2 separate regions of the Homo sapiens genome follow, and region 1 is linked to region 2. Evidence: read pairs that join two places in POLR2A ChIA-PET (ENCODE). Cell type or tissue: HepG2. All regions are shown on one strand. Links, peaks and the distances in the headings refer to the core of each region. The heading gives the core; the rest is flanking DNA.

Evidence for each region. ChIA-PET counts read pairs that join two places held together with the same protein. Peaks named below come from ENCODE experiments on the same cell type or tissue, not always from the same donor. Only the 100,000 strongest peaks of a DNase experiment are listed, where the experiment ranks them.
Region 1: POLR2A ChIA-PET joins it to region 2 with 5 read pairs; 3 of 35 experiments call an interaction of 5 or more read pairs at or near these places.

Annotation. Positions count from the first base shown.
Region 1 is chr3:42,047,686-42,059,625 of GRCh38, forward strand. It overlaps a transcript of TRAK1 not described here and the pseudogene RPL7AP83. Among named protein-coding and RNA genes, the nearest start is that of TRAK1, 38 kb to the right of the region's middle. RefSeq lists enhancers at 3,837-4,338, 9,838-9,947. In HepG2, for the core only: no CTCF peak of the experiment used is centred there; DNase peaks (open chromatin) are centred at 5,496, 6,079 and 7,796; H3K4me3 peaks cover 1,584 bases.
Region 2 is chr3:42,127,977-42,132,976 of GRCh38, forward strand. All of the region lies in intron 2 of TRAK1 (trafficking kinesin protein 1), which reads left to right. Among named protein-coding and RNA genes, the nearest start is that of TRAK1, 39 kb to the left of the region's middle. In HepG2, for the core only: no CTCF peak of the experiment used is centred there; DNase peaks (open chromatin) are centred at 1,225, 1,795, 2,225 and 2,635.

The DNA of each region.
Region 1 (11,940 bases), core at 3,095-8,094, 77 kb before region 2:
ATTTTTGTGTTCCAACCAATTTTAAAGGTTCCAATTATTTAGGAAAGAGATGAAAGTAAGAAACCATCCCAAATTGTACTACTCAGAAATACCTAGTGTTGGTAGCAGGGAACATCTTGCCAGAGAAACTTCTGTGTGTGTTACGTCTGCCTGACTTTATTTTTAAATAATTCATTTTCATCAAGGCAATCATATGCACATAGCTTTTTAAAACACTCCCCCCCATAGTTTCTTTTCTTTTTTTTTTTTTTTTTGGTAAAATCACATGCACAAAGCCACACAAAACAGTAATAGGATGGTGAATTATAAGATAAATCCTTCTACAATAAACATCCAGGTCAGAAAATAGAACTTTGCCAGCTTCCTTAGTAACCCCTCTCTCCTCCACTCCAAGAGTAACTGCCATCTTTTTATCATAATCTCTAGGCAACATAAAATTTTGCCTGTTCTTAAGAACTTGATATGTATGTTGTCTTTTTCAATCTGCAGGTCCCCCTCCAGGCCTTTCTTTTCCTTACATTTTATCTACTGAGAGATAGGCCGTTGAACCTGTAGAGTTTACCACGGGTCTGAAATAACTTTACTTTTGTGCATACTCACAGTGCACAAAACTAAAGTTTTGGGATTACAGGCATGAGCCACCACAGTGCCCAAGAGTAATGTCAGCATGGCTCTCAGTTCAATGTATTTCCTGCTAATTCCATGTATGTGGTTTTAAAAAAGGCAAATGCTACTCAAAGGTCAATGAAAACCACTGTGGATTCTATTCTGTGTTCCACCTGCTCTACTCTTAGTCTTGTTCCCGAAAAGTCACTGTTTCTAACTTGTAACTTTTTCTTTTTCTTCGGTTACAGTTCTTTTTTTCCTCTACAGTTCTTTTCTTTTTTTTTTTTTTTGAGACAGTGTCTTTGTCTGTCACCTAGACTGGAGTGCAGTGGTGCGATCTCAGCTCACTGCAACCTCCACCCTGGGCTCAAGGGATCCTCCCATCTCAGCTTCCTGAGTAGCTGGGACCACAGGCGCACACCAGCACACCCCACAACAATTTTTGTATTTTTAGTAGAGACGGGGTTTCCCCATGTTGCCCAGGCTGGTCTTGAGCTCATGAGCTCAAAGCAATCCACTTGCCTCAGCCTCCCAAAGTGCTGGGATTACAGATGTGAGCCACTGTGCCTGGCCTGCCTCTGTCATTCTAAATAATATCCTTGTACATGGGACATTATTATTTTTATCTTCTGAGACAGGGTGTCACTCTGTTCCCCACTATGTTGAGCTCACTGCAGTCTCAACCTCGTGGCCTCAAGCAATCCTTCTGCATCAGCCTTTTGAATAGTTGGGATTACAGGTGCCCACCATCATGCCCAGGTATTTTTTGGGGTTTTTAGTAGAAACGGAGTTTCACCATGTTGCCCAGGCTGGTCTTGAACTCCTGGACTCAAGTGATCCACTCACTTTGGCCTTGCAGGCATGAACCACCGCACCCAGCAGGGATGTTATTTTTATTCTGCTCCCATGCTTGACTGCTGGTTGAAATGGATATGGAATTCTAGGTTGAAATAATTTTCCCTCATAGTTCTTTTAACCACCTGTTGTTAAGAAGTCTTTTGCCATCTTGGTTCCTCTTCCTTTTTTATGTCATTCATTTTTTTTTTCTCTGAAAGCTTTTAGAAATATCTAAATTTTGGGGTACTGGGTGGTACTTTTAAAATTCATTATGCCAGGCACTCAGTGGGCCCTTTCCATCTATTTTTTAAAATTATTTATTTATTTATTTACTTACTTTTTCCATCACCCATTTCTTAGTATGAACCTTTCCATCTAGAAGTTTATATTCTTTATTTCTAGGAAGGTTTCTTGTATCATTTCTTTGATAATTTCCTCCTCTCATTGTCCCTCTGTTTTCTCAATCTGGATATCCTCTGGAATTGATCCTCTGTTTTTCTTCATTCTCTATTCTTAATTCTCATTCTTTCATTTGTTTGGTATTTCCTCAGCTTTATCCTTAGTCCTTTTATTTTTCTTATTTCTACTATTCTTTAATTTTCAAAAGCTTTCTTTGTAGCTTTCAAAAGCCCCTCCTAACTTTTTTGGAATGAGTGTCCTAGTCTTATTTTCTGGATACAGTGCCTTCTCTCTCTGAAGGCATTAATGATGATTTTTGGAAGTTTTCTTCTGTTCTATGCATCGTCTCTGTTTCCTGGCTTCTTTCTCTGTTTGCTTTGGTGTCTGTCTGCAAGTTGGAGGCTTTCCTCAGGTGTCTAGTGGTCTTTGGTTGTCCTCATTTGAGGGAGCTGGCTGGAGCTCTATGTGCAGAGCAGGGCTTGTTGACAGTAGGGCTGTGTTATGAACAATAAGACACTTGGCCTTTTTCACCGGGGACTGTTTGGGTATTGGTAGTTTTTTCCCTTGGACTGGTTGGTTTGCCCAGAGGGGAGCCCTCCAGTCCCCTGCTTGGCTGATGATGCTTTGTCAGTCGAGTTGGGGAAGGGAACTGAGGGTGGGGGGGTGTGAGAGTCGGGGGTCTTACACTGCTAAGTATAGATTTACAATCCATTCTCAATCCTACTTTCATTTGTGCCTGGTGTTCCAGAGCCTAAGCTTGTGTGTTCACTTTCTCTGATCAGTTTCTGCTGCAGTGGAGAAGGGACCATTGCCCGGGCGTTCAGGAAGGTGAGGACCTGCAGGAGCTGGAGAGGTATCAGTGCTCATTTATATGAACCTTGGGTCAGTCCTCCCGTTTTTAGCTATAAGCCTGATTCTCCCTTACTACCCTCCAAAGCCCAGTTCCTACAAGCCCTGAACCCCCTTAGAGTTCATCGCTTTTCCTTGGGACCCCTGCAGGTAATCTTGGCCTTGTCCCATTAAGGCAGTTAGGCTTTGTCTAGCTGTTTTTTCATCTTCCAAAAATCTGTCAAAAATTTTCATCCTTTTTTCCGTTTTCTTTGTCCTTGTGGGTTTATTATATCTTATTTTTAATTTTTATTTTTTTTGAGATGGAGTCTTGCTCTATTGCCCAGGTTGGAGTACAGTAGTGCTATCTCAGCTCACTGCAACCTCCACTTCCTGGGTTCAAGCAATTCTCCTGCCTCAGCCTTCTGAGTAGCTGGGATTACAGGCCTGTGCCACCGCGCCCAGCTAATTTTTGTATTTTTAGTAGAGACGGGGTTTCACCATGTTGGCCAGGCTGGTCATTATTATATCTTTTAAAAACTTCCTTTATGGTCACTTTGGTGGGAATTAAGGAAATAAAGTCGGAGACCCTCTGGTTCACTTTCTTATTTTGAAGGAGAATTTTTATTTTTATGTGCAGAAGAGCTCACATTATACATTTAATTCTTAAAAATTTTAAATTTTATTATTTTTTGTAGCAGTTGGGTCTCGCCATGTTTCCCAGGCTGGTCTTGAACTCCTGGGCACAAGCAGTCTACCTGCCTTGGTCTCCCAAAGTGCAGGGATTATGGGCTTGAGCTGCCGCGCCTGGCATTCATTTAATTTTTAATCCAGTTTCATGGCAACTTGTTTGGCCTTTGTCTTTTCCAGGTGGGCTTGGCTGTGCAAGCCTTGGGTTTGTGGCCCAGGGCATTGCCTCCCCAGCAGTGCAGATCTCATCATATCTGTCATTGTTGTAGATCCTGATAGCTTTCACCATTCTAGCCAGAGAGAGCTCTTAGTTGTCTGAATTAACCAGTGAAGGTGAGGGTGGTGCAGATTTTTCTATGGCGTTTCCTTTGATAATTCAGTAGGGAGCCTCCATTCTATGCCCAAGAGAGGGAGGAAGACAGCCAACCCAGTGGATCCATGCCTTCTCATTTTCCACCAAGGTGGGGATGGTATTAACCCTGTTGGAAGGTCAGATGCTCTTAGCAGGGACTTCCCCTTTATCTGCAGCTTTCTCTAAATCCTGGGCCAACATCTGCAGCTTATTTTCTTGCTTTGGCTGTCCTTTCTCCATATGGACCAGCTTGAGCAGCTGAGTGGCTATTCGATGGCCCACGACCTGAGTGAACTGGCCTTCAAAGGCTCAGAGGAGATGGCTAGCCCTTTGCTACTTGCACTTGAATGAGCCATTATGAGAAAGATAGGATGGAGAATTCTGAGTGATCTGGGAGACTGAGAGACCTTTATCTTTTAAGACATGAAAGACAATGGAGGTCTGGCTGCTTCACCCCCAATTCCCAGAATACAGTCCTGGTGGCTATCCAGATGTGTGTGGCTGAGATTTTTTTCCTTCTTAAACTTATTCCTCTTTGAGCCCTATCTTCTCTACTACCCAGTGACGTGACTCATTTGGAAGCCACCCTGTGCCTTTGTGATATGACAGCTTAGCATGTGACCAGCTTTTGAATGATTAAATCTGCAGACTCCATCAGAAGCAAGGAGTAATCTGTGAAGTCCAAACTCACAAAGTAGTTAAAGATGATTATAAATTAAAGAAGCACCACCTGGGCGGGTCTCTAAGGGACATGGCATCAGCCCTGTGCTGAACAGTCCATTGTGTCATATCTTAGGGATTATGTGGCTTGACATTACTTGCTCTTTCAGCAGTAGCCCTCACTATAGTCCCCAACCAGTACCGTCAGCATCACTGGGAGCTTGTCAGAAATGCAAATTCTTGGGTCTTCAGACCTCAGAAACTCAGGCATGGGGGCCCAGCAATCTGTGTTCTAACAAGCCCTTCAGGAGATTCTGATGCTCTTTACTGGTTTAGATGATCTTGTAGACTGGTGCAAAAGTCAGTCCTTCTGGGTTTGGGGGTTGCTCCCACATAGCCTGGAAGGAGGGAACAGTAGTCTTATCTGAGGCTTCCTCAGGGAAATAACCCTCCAGCTTAAGGCCTCTTATGCTATTGTTGAGCAGATTCAGCCTCTGATTTAGGAAAGTAGCCAATTGGAGCAAAAAGCATGATTCAGTCTTGAAGGAAAAAAATAACTTGGGCTACTCTGCGTCATGTGAAGAAGTAACTGGGTCTCGTGTGGATGCCAGTGATAACAGTTGGCATACTGGGGATTTCCTTCTAATCTTTATTCTGTGTGCATGCAGGATGTGCATTTAATCTAGTTGGGATCCCATTGTATGCATTGTTCTGTATTGCCCCCTCCCCCATTATGAAAGAGTCCCGTGACACCACAGTGTTAAGGACTGAGGTGGTAAGGGCTCCAGGATGTCAGTGGCTATCAGAGGTCCCCAGCTCTGAGAAAACTGGTGGCTGAATGCGTAGTCCCCGAAGAAGTCATTTTCCCAAGGCATTTGGAGTTGTTGGTGCTACTGGCACATTTTGGACCTCTGTTAAGGGGAAAGACAGGGGGAGCTGACTGACTGGGCTACTCCATTGCCATTTAGATTTCCTGACTCTGCAAGCTGGCTGAATGTTGCTTTTTCATGTGCTGCCTGGACTAAAGCTGTCTGATTCTTTCCTTCTGAACAATGGCTGTTTTTATGAGATCTTGCTTCTCCCAGGCAGTGGCCCACACAGTGAAGTCTTTTCTTTCCCGTTTGTGTAAGCTAGTGGACCTTATGGACTCTGTCTGGCTGACTTTTCTCTAATGTTTACAGTTCGTGTAGTGTGATAGCCGAGCTCATTTTCCGTGTGAAGAAAAAGAAAAGGTGGATAATGGACCGCCTCCCCCTCCCTGCCTCCAGAAAAAAAGGCACTCAGAGAGAAAAGACTGCAGTCCCATTCAGAGTCGGGTGGGGGGGGGGGGCGGGGGATGGCAAAGGGGGAGGGTAAAAGAGGACCCTTAGGGCAAATGACTGTTCTGGGGATGGGGTGGGGAGTCAGCCTTCTTGGGGGAGCTGGGGATACTTTGTGTAGGGCCCCATTCTGTGGTATGGGCTTCTTTCCTCCTGGACCCTGGTGTAGGCTGGAGAAATCAGTATTATGGAAGCCACTGCCTCCTCACCCCGCCCCCAGGATCTAGGCCCAGAGGACCTGGCAAAAGCTGGGTTGGCACCCACACCCAGGACCTGCCCGAGCCAAGTCCACGCTGCCCCTGCCTGACCTGGGCTGGTCAAGTAGAGTAGGCCTGAACTGCCCGGGTGAAGGAGTATCCCAAGTCCATCATACCGCCTTTCCCCTCCCTCACCAAGGGAAAATGAAACCCCACGTGCCGAGGGCTACCTTTGCTTTTTCTGTTACCTTTGATGGATTGACTGCTCATCCCACACAATTGGGACCAAAATCTCTGGCCCTGCAATCAGTCTGCCCTACTCTGATGCTTGCTTAAGCTGTGACAAAAGATACTTGGATGCACAAAGGTCTCTTTTGAGTTTAATTGGAATTTCTCTAAACACTCTGACTCTCCCTGAATCTTCCCTGTTTCCTAAGACCAACATCGTGGAGTCAGTAGATTTAGTGAGCACCTGCTAATTACCACTGGGGTGTTGAGGATTCAGGGTAGACAGCGACCTGTCCTTATAAAGCAAGCTAACATTTGAGTATGTATCTGTGCATACTCAATGAAAAATGAATTTCATTATTTACCTGAATAACGAAATATTCAGGGCTCCTTATGTGCTAAGTACTGTGCTAAGCACTTTGTCAACATAATCAATAAATACTTTTGAAGTGAGTGACCTCCTTCAGCACCCCCTTTGGCTGGAGAGTCAGGCCTGGCTGGTTTCATGGTCCACCCTGCTGTCCTTCCTCATCTGGTGCCCCAGCCTGGTAGGCAGAGGCAAGGAGAGGCAGGTACAGGGTGCACCTTGAGAGCCTTGCAAGCCAGAATCAGGAGCTTGGGTTTTATTTTAGCAATGATAGGAAGCCGTAGGTGAGTTTAAGCAGGAGAATCATAAATAACTCACCCCAGGTCACCTCACCAGCAAATCAGTTATATAGCCAGACCAAGAACCAAGGACTTCACATTTCTACCTAGCCTGGTGCCTGGAAGAAGCATTCATTCCATTGGAAGACTCAGCTGTTTTCTATAAAAACAGCCTTCTCCTCTTTTACCACCATCGTACTTGTTCCCAGCATGGTAGAAATATTTTTGAAGTTATTTTATATATAGTAGAAATTGTATGTATGGTGAAAAGTGGAAATAACTTTTTTATTCCCTGAAGCAAACATAACTAAGTCAGTGAAAGTTGAATCATTTTCCATTTTACAAACTAACCATTGCCATGATTATCTCTGAACTTTTGTTAATAATACAGCTGTGTATGCCCAAAGCTGTAGACTTAAATTTTTTTTTAATTTGTAAATGATCTACAGCAAACTAGATTTTTTTTTTTTTTTTTTTTTTTTTTTTTTTTTTGAGACAGAGTCTCACTCTGTCACCCAGGCTGGAATACAGTGGCGCGATCTGGCTTACTGCAATCTCTGCCTTCCAGGTTCAGGAAATTCTCCTGTCTCAGCCTCCATAGTAGCTGGATTTACAGGCATGTGCCATCATACCCAGCTAATTTTTGTATTTTTAGTAGAGACAGGGTTTCGCCATGTTGGCCAGGCTGGCCTCAAACTCCTGACCTCAAGTGGTCTGTCCTCCTTGGCCTCCCAAAGTGCTGGGATTACAAGAGTGAGCCACTGCACCCAGCCTGAATTTTAACACATGTATAGAGTCATGTAACCACCCCAAGGATACAAAATAGTTCTGACACCCCAAAGAAACTGCCCGTAAAACTCTCTCTCTTTATAAAACTCTCTCCCATAGACTTTTTAAAAAGCTTTGTTAAAATAACAGCTTTATTGAGATATGATTAACATACCATTCAGTTGTCACATCTAAAGTATGGAATTCAATGGTTTTCAGTGTTTACAGAGTTGTGCAACATCACCACAGCAAATCTTATTTGTTGAGACAGGTTCTCTTGCTCTGTTGCCCAAGCTGGAATGCAATGGTGTGATCATGGCTTACTGCAGCCTCGACCTCCTGGGCCCAGGCAATCCTCCCATATCAGCTTCCTGAGTAGCTGAGATCACAGGCGTGTGCCACCATGCTCTGCTAATTTTTTAATTTTTTTGTAAAGATGGAGTCTCCTTATGTTGCCAAGGCTGGTCTTGAACTCCTGGCTTCAAGCGATCCTCCTTCCTCGCCTGCCAAAGTGCTGAGATTATAGATGTGAGCCACTGTGCCCGGCCATCCACAATAAATTTTAGAACACTTTCTTCACCCGCAAAAGAAACCCTGTATCCATTAGCAGTTACTCCCCATTTCCCCCAATCCTCTAGCCCCAGGCAACTACTAATCTACTTTATGTTTGTATAGACTTTCCTCTTTTGGACATTTGTTATACATGGAATCATACAATATGTAGTCCTTTGTGACTGGCTTTTTTCACTTAGCATAACGTTTTCAGAGTTCACCCATGTTGTAGTAGGTATCAGTACTTCATTCCTTATTATTGCTGTATAATATTCCATTGTTATGTATTTTTAATATTTAGTTTATCCTTTCATTAGTTGGTAAACTTTTGGATTATTTCCACTTTTTGGCTATTGTGAATAATGTTGCTGTGAACATCTGTAGACTTTTTTTTATTGTGGACATTTGTTTTCATTTCTTTATGTTGATACCTATGAGAGGAATTGCTAGATCATGTGGTAACTCTGTATTTAACATTTTGATAAATTGCCAGACTGTTTTCCAAAGTGGCTGCGCTATTTTACATTCCCACCAGCAGTGAGTGAGGGTTCTGGTTTGTCCATGTCCTTGCCAATGCTTGTTATTATCTGTCTTTTTGATTATAGAAATCCTTGTGGGTATGAAGTGGTATCTCATTATGGTTTTGATTTGCATTTTCCTGATGGTTAATGATGTTGAGCATTTTTTCATGTGCTTGTTGACTTTTGAAATTATTATTGAAATAATTATTGGATAACAGATGTTAAAAACATTTCAACAGAAGCAGAAATATTTTATATAATTGATTTTAAAATTATATTGAGCAAAGTTATTAGCTGATTATTAAAGAGATTATTTTACCCTGGAGAATTATTAGAAATTTTGAAATTAAAAACATTCTTTTGTTTACCCAGAAATCTAGAAGAAAGGTTAAAATTTCCACTTTTTAATATTGTCCCAAGTGCAACATAAAAGTATGCATTTTTCATATCTTAACCTTTAAATGTATGCCATGTTAGGATACAATATTGAGTGCTTGTATATTTTTGAATTCACAGTCCTTTTTTCTGCCCCGATTGTAATAATAGGCTATTCTACATCCTTCTTAATACCTTTTAGCTCAACATTTCTATTTCCAATATTAGGATTTTAAAAATAAAAATCTTGTGTGAGAGACAAAGTAAAGTACCAAAATTGCCTCAGTTAGAGGAGCCAGTTTTCTGTGGATTTGAACCAACCTGTAACCTGAGCCGTGCACAGCTGCCATGAATAGAACAGGGACCTGGTGAAGGGCACCTTCTGCCACTTTGGCCGATTGAGATCCAGCAACCTCCTGGCTGGCAGTGATCATGAAGATGGGAACTAGGACACTGGTGCATTTTAAGGTGCAGTAATTAAAGGCACTCTAAATTACTCTTTGCTGTTTAGACCACCTGGGCTGTCCAGTGCTACTTTGGATACCAAGGAAAATGGAATATTCTTATGTAAATATGGATGGACCATGAGCTCCTGGAGGGCTGGAATCCAGTTTTGTGCAATTGTTTTCTCCACAAAGACTGACAGTAGGTTCACGGTCCTGCTTCTTGAATGAAGGAAGAAGGGAAGGAATGAAGGGTGAATGATGGGAGTAACAGAAATTGATTGCCAATTCACATCCATCTCTGCCACACTTTCTTCTTTCCTAATAGAATCCAGATTTCATTCCATTCTTAAGCCTCCTTTGCAGCATGCTGGAGTAGGGGTTGAGGAGGCGTCCAGTGGGTATTGATTGGTCCAGGCCAATCACAGTGGCCCCATTCCCTTTGCTGTAGTTGTGACTGGGCCGATTGGGATCAGAACAAGTGGGCTGCAGTTTCCTGGGGAGGTTTTGTTATGTTTGCTGGTGATGCTGTATCTGCTGCTCTCATCTTGTGATCTGAGGAGAACCTGCTGGAAGGCGAGCACTGACCTGCTGTGTGTGGCCAAGCAGAAAGGGAGCAGACGAACTTAGATTCTGGGGTTGGCTCTGTCTCATTTGCATCTTGGGCAGGCCACATGTCTCTCCTCCATCAAGTGTCCTGTAACCTGGAGAACTCACCCTGGTTCACCTGACACGTGGCCCACACCATGTTAATCAGTTTGTGCTTTTATTCTTAAGTATTTGAAGGAACCAGAAAATACAACCAACTGAAAGGCGTTTTCATTTTAAATGCCTGTAAACCTGAACATGTCATTCAGTGAGCTTCCTTGTAAAGCTGAACTCAAATATCATTTCCTCCTTTACTGCTACCCAGGTTTGCCCTTCGCCCCTTGGTTGGGTTATTTTTGCCACCTTTAAGCTCTTCTGGTTTGGCTGCTGCTTCTCTTACTGCTCTGCCACAGTGGGCATTTCATTGGGAAGTGAGACTTGTGGCCGGCTTCTGGGTAAAATACTCCTTGGAACCTCCTCATCTTTAAAATATAGATAATACTCATGTACCTTGGCAGTTGTGGAGATTGACGAAGACAAGGTTTGTTTGTAAGTATGCTTTTGCCTTTAAATTTCATTTTATCATGTTCATCTTTATTATGATAACTGAGGACTGGAGGGAACCTTTATTTTTAAATTTAATTTAATTTATTTATTTTTTGAGACAGAGTCTCACTCTTGTTGCCCAGGCTGGAGTGCAGTGGTGTGATCTCAGCTCACTGCAACCTCTGCCTCCCGGGTTCAAGCAATTCTCCTGCCTCAGCCTCCCCAGTAGCTGGGATTACAGGCGCCCCCGCCACAACGCCCAGCTTATTTTTTAATGTATTTTTGGTAGAGACGAGGTTTCACCATGTTGGCTGGTCTGGTCTTGAACACCTGACCTTGGACGATCTGCCTGCCTCGGCCTCTCAAAGTGCTGGGATTACAGGCATGAGCCACCATGCCTGGCCTGGAGGGAACCTTTAAAGTCAACCTGTCCTACCTCCTGGCTGATGCAGGGATCTCCCTTTAATGTCCATTGTGGGCCTTGCCCATTGTTTGGTGGCCCATTTGAATTGTTGCGCTGAGCTCCCACCCCCACACACAACAGATCGTAAGATACGCCATTGCTTTATGTACCTCTAAGAAAGCAAAAAATGCTACAAAGTAAGCATAGTAAAGGACGATTGGCTATAAGACAAAATTCAATTTTAGAGATATTGAAATGTGAAAAAATGTGTATCTTAAGAGATTTACTCTTTACCATCTGCTCTGTGCTGCAATTTTTTTAAAGATAAAGTGCTAATTTACTGAATTTAAAATAAATCCAGGTGTGTATGCATGCGTGTATATATTTGTATGTATATGTATACACACAAATATACATACGTATGATATAAGTAGGCTTTGGACTTCAGGGAACTTTTTTTTTTTCCTTTTGAGACAGGGTCTTGTTCTGTTGCCCAGGCTGGAGTGCAGTGGTGCGATCATGGCTTGCCGTAGCCTCAACCTCCCAGGCTCAAGTGAATCTCCCCCTCAGCTTCCTGAGTAGCTGGGACTATAGGCATGCACCACTATGTCTGGCTAATTTTAAAAAATTTTTATTAGAGACGAGGCCTCTTTGTGTTGCCCAGGCTGGGACTTCAGGGCCCTGTCAAGTGTGCTTCTGTGTGTATACAGATTTTGAGATTCCCATCCCTGCTCTCCACTCCAGGATAGGACCTGAGTTAACCATATTTTAGAAAGATAATGACTTGTCTTCATCAGTTATCTTTTTGATAGTCTTTATGAATTCTAATAAAATTTTCAAAACAGTGGCTAAAAGAGAACTGTGGCCTGTTTCTCCCTGTGCCTATCAGCAGGCCTCGGGGATTTCCTTTCTTCCTCGTGGACACTTCTGTGCATTTTCCTACAAGAATATACGTGACAGGTCATGTATAGTTTTCCTTCATA
Region 2 (5,000 bases), core at 1-5,000:
GAGACCAGCCTGACCAACGTGGAGAAACCCCATCTCTACTAAAAATATAAAAATTAGCCAGGCATGGTGGCAGATGCCTGTAATCCCAGCTACTTGGGAGGCTGAGGCAGGAGAATCACTTGAACCTGGGAGGCGGAGATTGTGGTGAGCTGAGATCGTGCCATTGTACTCCAGCCTGGGCAACAAGAGCGAAACTCCATCTCAAAACAAACAAACAAACAAACGAAAAAACAAACAGTAGACTTGAACAGAGAGTGAGTGTCTTTTTTGTTTGTTTGCTTTGTTTTTAGTTATACAGTTAAGAAAAAAGGAGAAATCCTGGTAGTAGATAACACAACTTATGATAAAACTGGAAGAACCAAAATAAACATTGAGCAGAGATTCTGAAAGTTCTTAGAGCCTGCTTGCCTCCAAGCCTTAACTTAATTCTGTATCTTCTGTGGTTCCTGTAGTTAGAGCAACATAGCTATTTCCTAAATATCTGTTAATTGAACGATCAGGTGTTAACTCTTAAATACAGGACCCTGTAGAGCAGAGCTCTCTCACTAAGGTCCTGCTACCCCTAAAGGGTCTGTAGAGAGAATTTAGGGGTTCCATGCACTTAAAAAGGAGCAAAAAAATTACTTTTATTTTTATTAACTTCTAACTGAAATGCAGCATTTCCTTTAGTTATGAACATAGACACACATAGGCACAGTGGTATTAGCAGGACCTGTGATATTGTCACCAGTAGAAATCACAGATATTTTCATGTCATGCTTCAGTGGAAGCAGTTACTTTGAATAACTGCCTTTGTTCATCACTGCCATGAAGTTACATTTGTTGTTAAATGTGCTGATAGATCTTTTATTTCATGTCACAGTTGGGTAGAGCTGTTTTGTTATAGGTGAAATGGACGTGTGGAAGGCTGAGTGTTGTGGAATACACTGGAATTCTGTCTTATTTATTTAGATCTTTTATTTCTTTTATTCTTTAATAAAGAAGCACTTATCAGATATCACAGCCTTTTTTTGTCGTTGTTAATATCCCAGAGTTTTTCAAGTTTTAGATGGAATTGTTTTCCTTTTCAGTCCTTTGTATTTTACGTCTTCAAAGCTTTCTCCTGAGGAAAGGGTCTGTGAGCCTTGCCAAACTGGCAGAGCGTCACCAGAAGGCACAGGTTCAGAGTCCTGCTGTGTGCATGGTATCCTTTTTGGGTTTCGTGTGTTTGTTTACACGTGTGTAACCCTGGAGATGCTGTGACTCACCAGTATGTTGTATCAGTTTTGAGGCGTGTGAGAAGACAAGGTAGCCTGCATCGATTAGGGCAGAGGTTCTCGGTTGTGGGCGGGCATGGGGATAAGGAGCGCTGGGGTTCTGATACGCTCCCCTACGTGAGAAATCCTAGAGAAGAGGGCCAGCTACACATTGCTATGCAGATCAGAGCAGACACAGCCCCTTCCTGCACATCCTCCCCCTGAGTGGAGAAACGCGGCTTTACCTTTTAAATTTGGCCCTCACTTGACTTCCTAAGAAGAGGCGAGAAAGCTTTGGGCATCCACCTTTGCCAGGTGGTACAATGACCTTTTCAGAGAAGTTTTAGTGCTTCTCCCAGTCAGGTGGACTTGTAACTCCTGAGTCTGAGAAACACAGAAAATTAAAATGACCCACAAAACAAATATACCCACAACGATGGGACATTTGGGAGAAAGCATAGTCAACGTACGGTACTTGCAGTGTGCTGGGTAATCCTCAGAGTGGCCTGAATTTAATACTCTTGCATTCTGCACATGAGGATGGCGAGGCTCAGGGAAGTTAGGGAAAAGTCACATACCTAGCAAGGTGAGTCAGACCTAGTTTGTCTGGTCTGACTCCATCTCTTACCCAGTATCTCAGATTAGCTACAAAGGGGACAAGAAAACTTCTTGTTTAAGAATGAAATTCATCTGGTGAAATACAAAAAAAGCAAAAACCCCATCAAAACCTTAGTTTCAAAATCTGTCAGTAGCTTATTTATTTATAAATAAATAAAATATATGTCTAACATATTCAAAATTCATTTTTTTTCATGGCTCAGGGCATTGTCCCAAGTGACACTTAGCTTGATACAGCTTAATTTGAAGATGAGGTTTCTTTTTTCCCTGTGATTTTCACCTCCATCCTGTGGCTTGTAGGTCACACTTCCCTAATCCCTGGTGGAAATGACAGTGTGTGCTATAGACTTTTGTAGTCACATAACACGCAGCAGACAGCAGACATGAAAGCTGCTGCATTGGTCTTTAGGTGGCTATGCAACTCTTTTTGGTCCCTTCTTCCAGGGGCTGTTCTATGTAACTTTTTGGTTAAGGAGCATTGATTGAGGGAAAAAAAAAAAAATCCATATCTCACCTGCATATGATCTGCAGACCACCCTCCCTGAGTTTACCTGGAGCAGCTTTTTCCTAAGAAGAGAAGGTTATGAAGCAAATAAGAGTTTCAAAATATTGTTCCATCGTTTGCTTTTACTGTAAAGTAATATTAAGGAATTAGCCAACAGTATTTACTGAGTGACTGGTATTTACCTCTGATCCTTTGAGGACTTGTTTGCATTTCAGCTCAGGTTTTCTGACTAAGGAGATAAAAACATCTCCTGGACTATTTATTTTTTTCCGTGACCTAACCCAAGGACTTTGCACTGGGTTGGACCAATGCAGGCAGCTCTTGAGGCCTTCGGTGCCATCCTACCCTGAGTTGCTTACTTTGCTTATGTGGGAGGAGGGAGGGGGGTCTGGGAACCTGCATATTAAACCAGCTCCCCTTGCCATTTTAACTTTTAAAAATTGAACTTAAAAGTAAACAACAACAACAAAGACCTTTAATCTAGTCCAACCATCATTGTTCACATGGGGCCCCTGAGGTGCGGGGTGCATTGACTTGCTAAGCCTTGCACAGCCAGGGTATGTGGGGCCAGGAATTGTGTGCAGGTCTCCTCACCACTCTAGAGTTGTGTCCATAAAGTAGAACCTACAGTAATATTATTATACCCCCATTTTCACCTTTGCTCATTCACTTGTGTCCACACGGTCACAGACATAGCAAGCGTTTATACGGTTGGTTTTATGGGGCAACGAACCTCATGTTTTTTACTCATGCAGGGCTCATCCCAGGAGAGTGGGAATTTGCTCAAGATAAGGCATGAGGACCCGGAGTATCTGGCATGGAGTTTAACTGGAATCCCTCTACCTCCACCACTGTACCTGGAGGCTCCTGTCTCCCCTCATCCTGTTTGACCCTTGAGCAGGGCCGACACAGTGGTCGCTCCCTTCTGGTCACTCTCCTGGCTTGGCTCCCAGTGCCTCACTTGCCCCCAGAGTTCCCTTTTGTCTCTCTGGACAGTCTTTCCAGCCTCTTTCACCAGTTCTTTCTTTTTCCTCTTCCTCTGAGCTTCCAAATCAGTGGCTGTCAACCCTGATGCACCTAGAGCTTTAAAAAATATAGTCTGCCAGGCGCTGTGGCTCATGCCTGTAATCCCAGCACTTTGGTAGGCTGAGGTGGGTGGATCACCTGAGATCAGGAGTTTGAGACCAGCCTGGCTAACATGGCGAAACTCCATCTCTACTAAAAATACAAAAATTAGCCAGGCATGGTGGCGTGCACCTGTAATCCCAGCTAACTTGGGAGGCTGAGACAGGAGAATCTCTTGAACCCGGGAGGCAGAGGTTGCAGTGAGCCGAGATTGTGCCACTGCACTCCAGCCTGGGTGACAGAGTGAGACTCCATCTCAAAAATGAACAACAAACAAATAAAAATAAATAAAATTTAAAAAAAAAATACAATCCTTGGCCAGGCGTGGTGGCTCACGCCTGTAATCCCATCACTTTAGGAGGCCAAGGCAGGCAGATCATATGAGCCCAGAAGTTCGAGACCAGCCTGGGCAACATGATGAAACCCCATCTCTACAAAAAATTAAAAAAAAAAAAAAAAAAAGCTGGGTGTGATGGTATGCACCTTGTAGTCCCAGCTACTCAGGAGGCTGAGGTGGTAGGATTGCTTGAGCCTAGGAGGTGGACGTTGCAGTGAGCCAAGATCGTGCCACTGCACTCCAGCCTGGGCAACAGAGCGAGACTCTGCCTCAAAAAAAGAAAAAGGAAAAAACCAGCCCTGGAACCAGTCCCCTGCAGATACCAAAATCCATGGATGCTCAAGTCCCTGATATGAAATGGCATAGTATTTGCATTTAACCTGTACACATCTTTCCATATACTCTAAGTCTAGATTACTTGTATTACTTGTAAATGCTATGTTTTTTGTTTTTTTTTTTTTGTTTGGTGTATTTTTTTTTTTTGAGTCAGTCTTCTCCTGTCACCCGGGATGGAGTGAGTGCCTTGGTGCCATCTTGGCTCACTGCATTCTCAACCTCCCAGACTCAAGCCATCCTCCCACCTCAGCCCCCCAGTAGTTGGGACTACAGGCACATGCCACCATGCCTCGCTAACTTTCATATTTTTTTGTAGAGACAGGGTTTTCACCATGTTGCCCAGGCTGGTCTCAAACTCCTTGGCTCAAGCATTCCTCCCACCTCAGCCTCACAAAGTGCTAGGATTATAGGAGTGAGCCACCATGTCCAGCCTAAAATTTTGTATTGTTATTTTATATTGTTTTTTTCCCCCTGAATATTTTTGATCCGTGGTGGATACAGAGGCCTGACTATATATCCTCCCCAGGCCCCACCGTCAGGCATAGTCATTCTAATTGATCCTCAGGTGACTGTGATGTACTCCTCTAAATGTTGGCGTGCCCAGCCTGCTTCTGTCTATATCCTCTCTCCCAAGGCTGTAATACCAGCCACATGTTGGTGACTGCCAAATGTATGCCCACCCTGACCTTCCCTTCCTCCCTCAGCCTCATGTACCCACATACTGAGATTATTAACTCATCCATTGCGGAAAGTGGATTGTTCCCCCTCCACACACATTTGTCTTAATAAATACAACGTGGTTTACCCCATTTCTGTATCCTCCTGGCCATCCACTGGCCCTGTT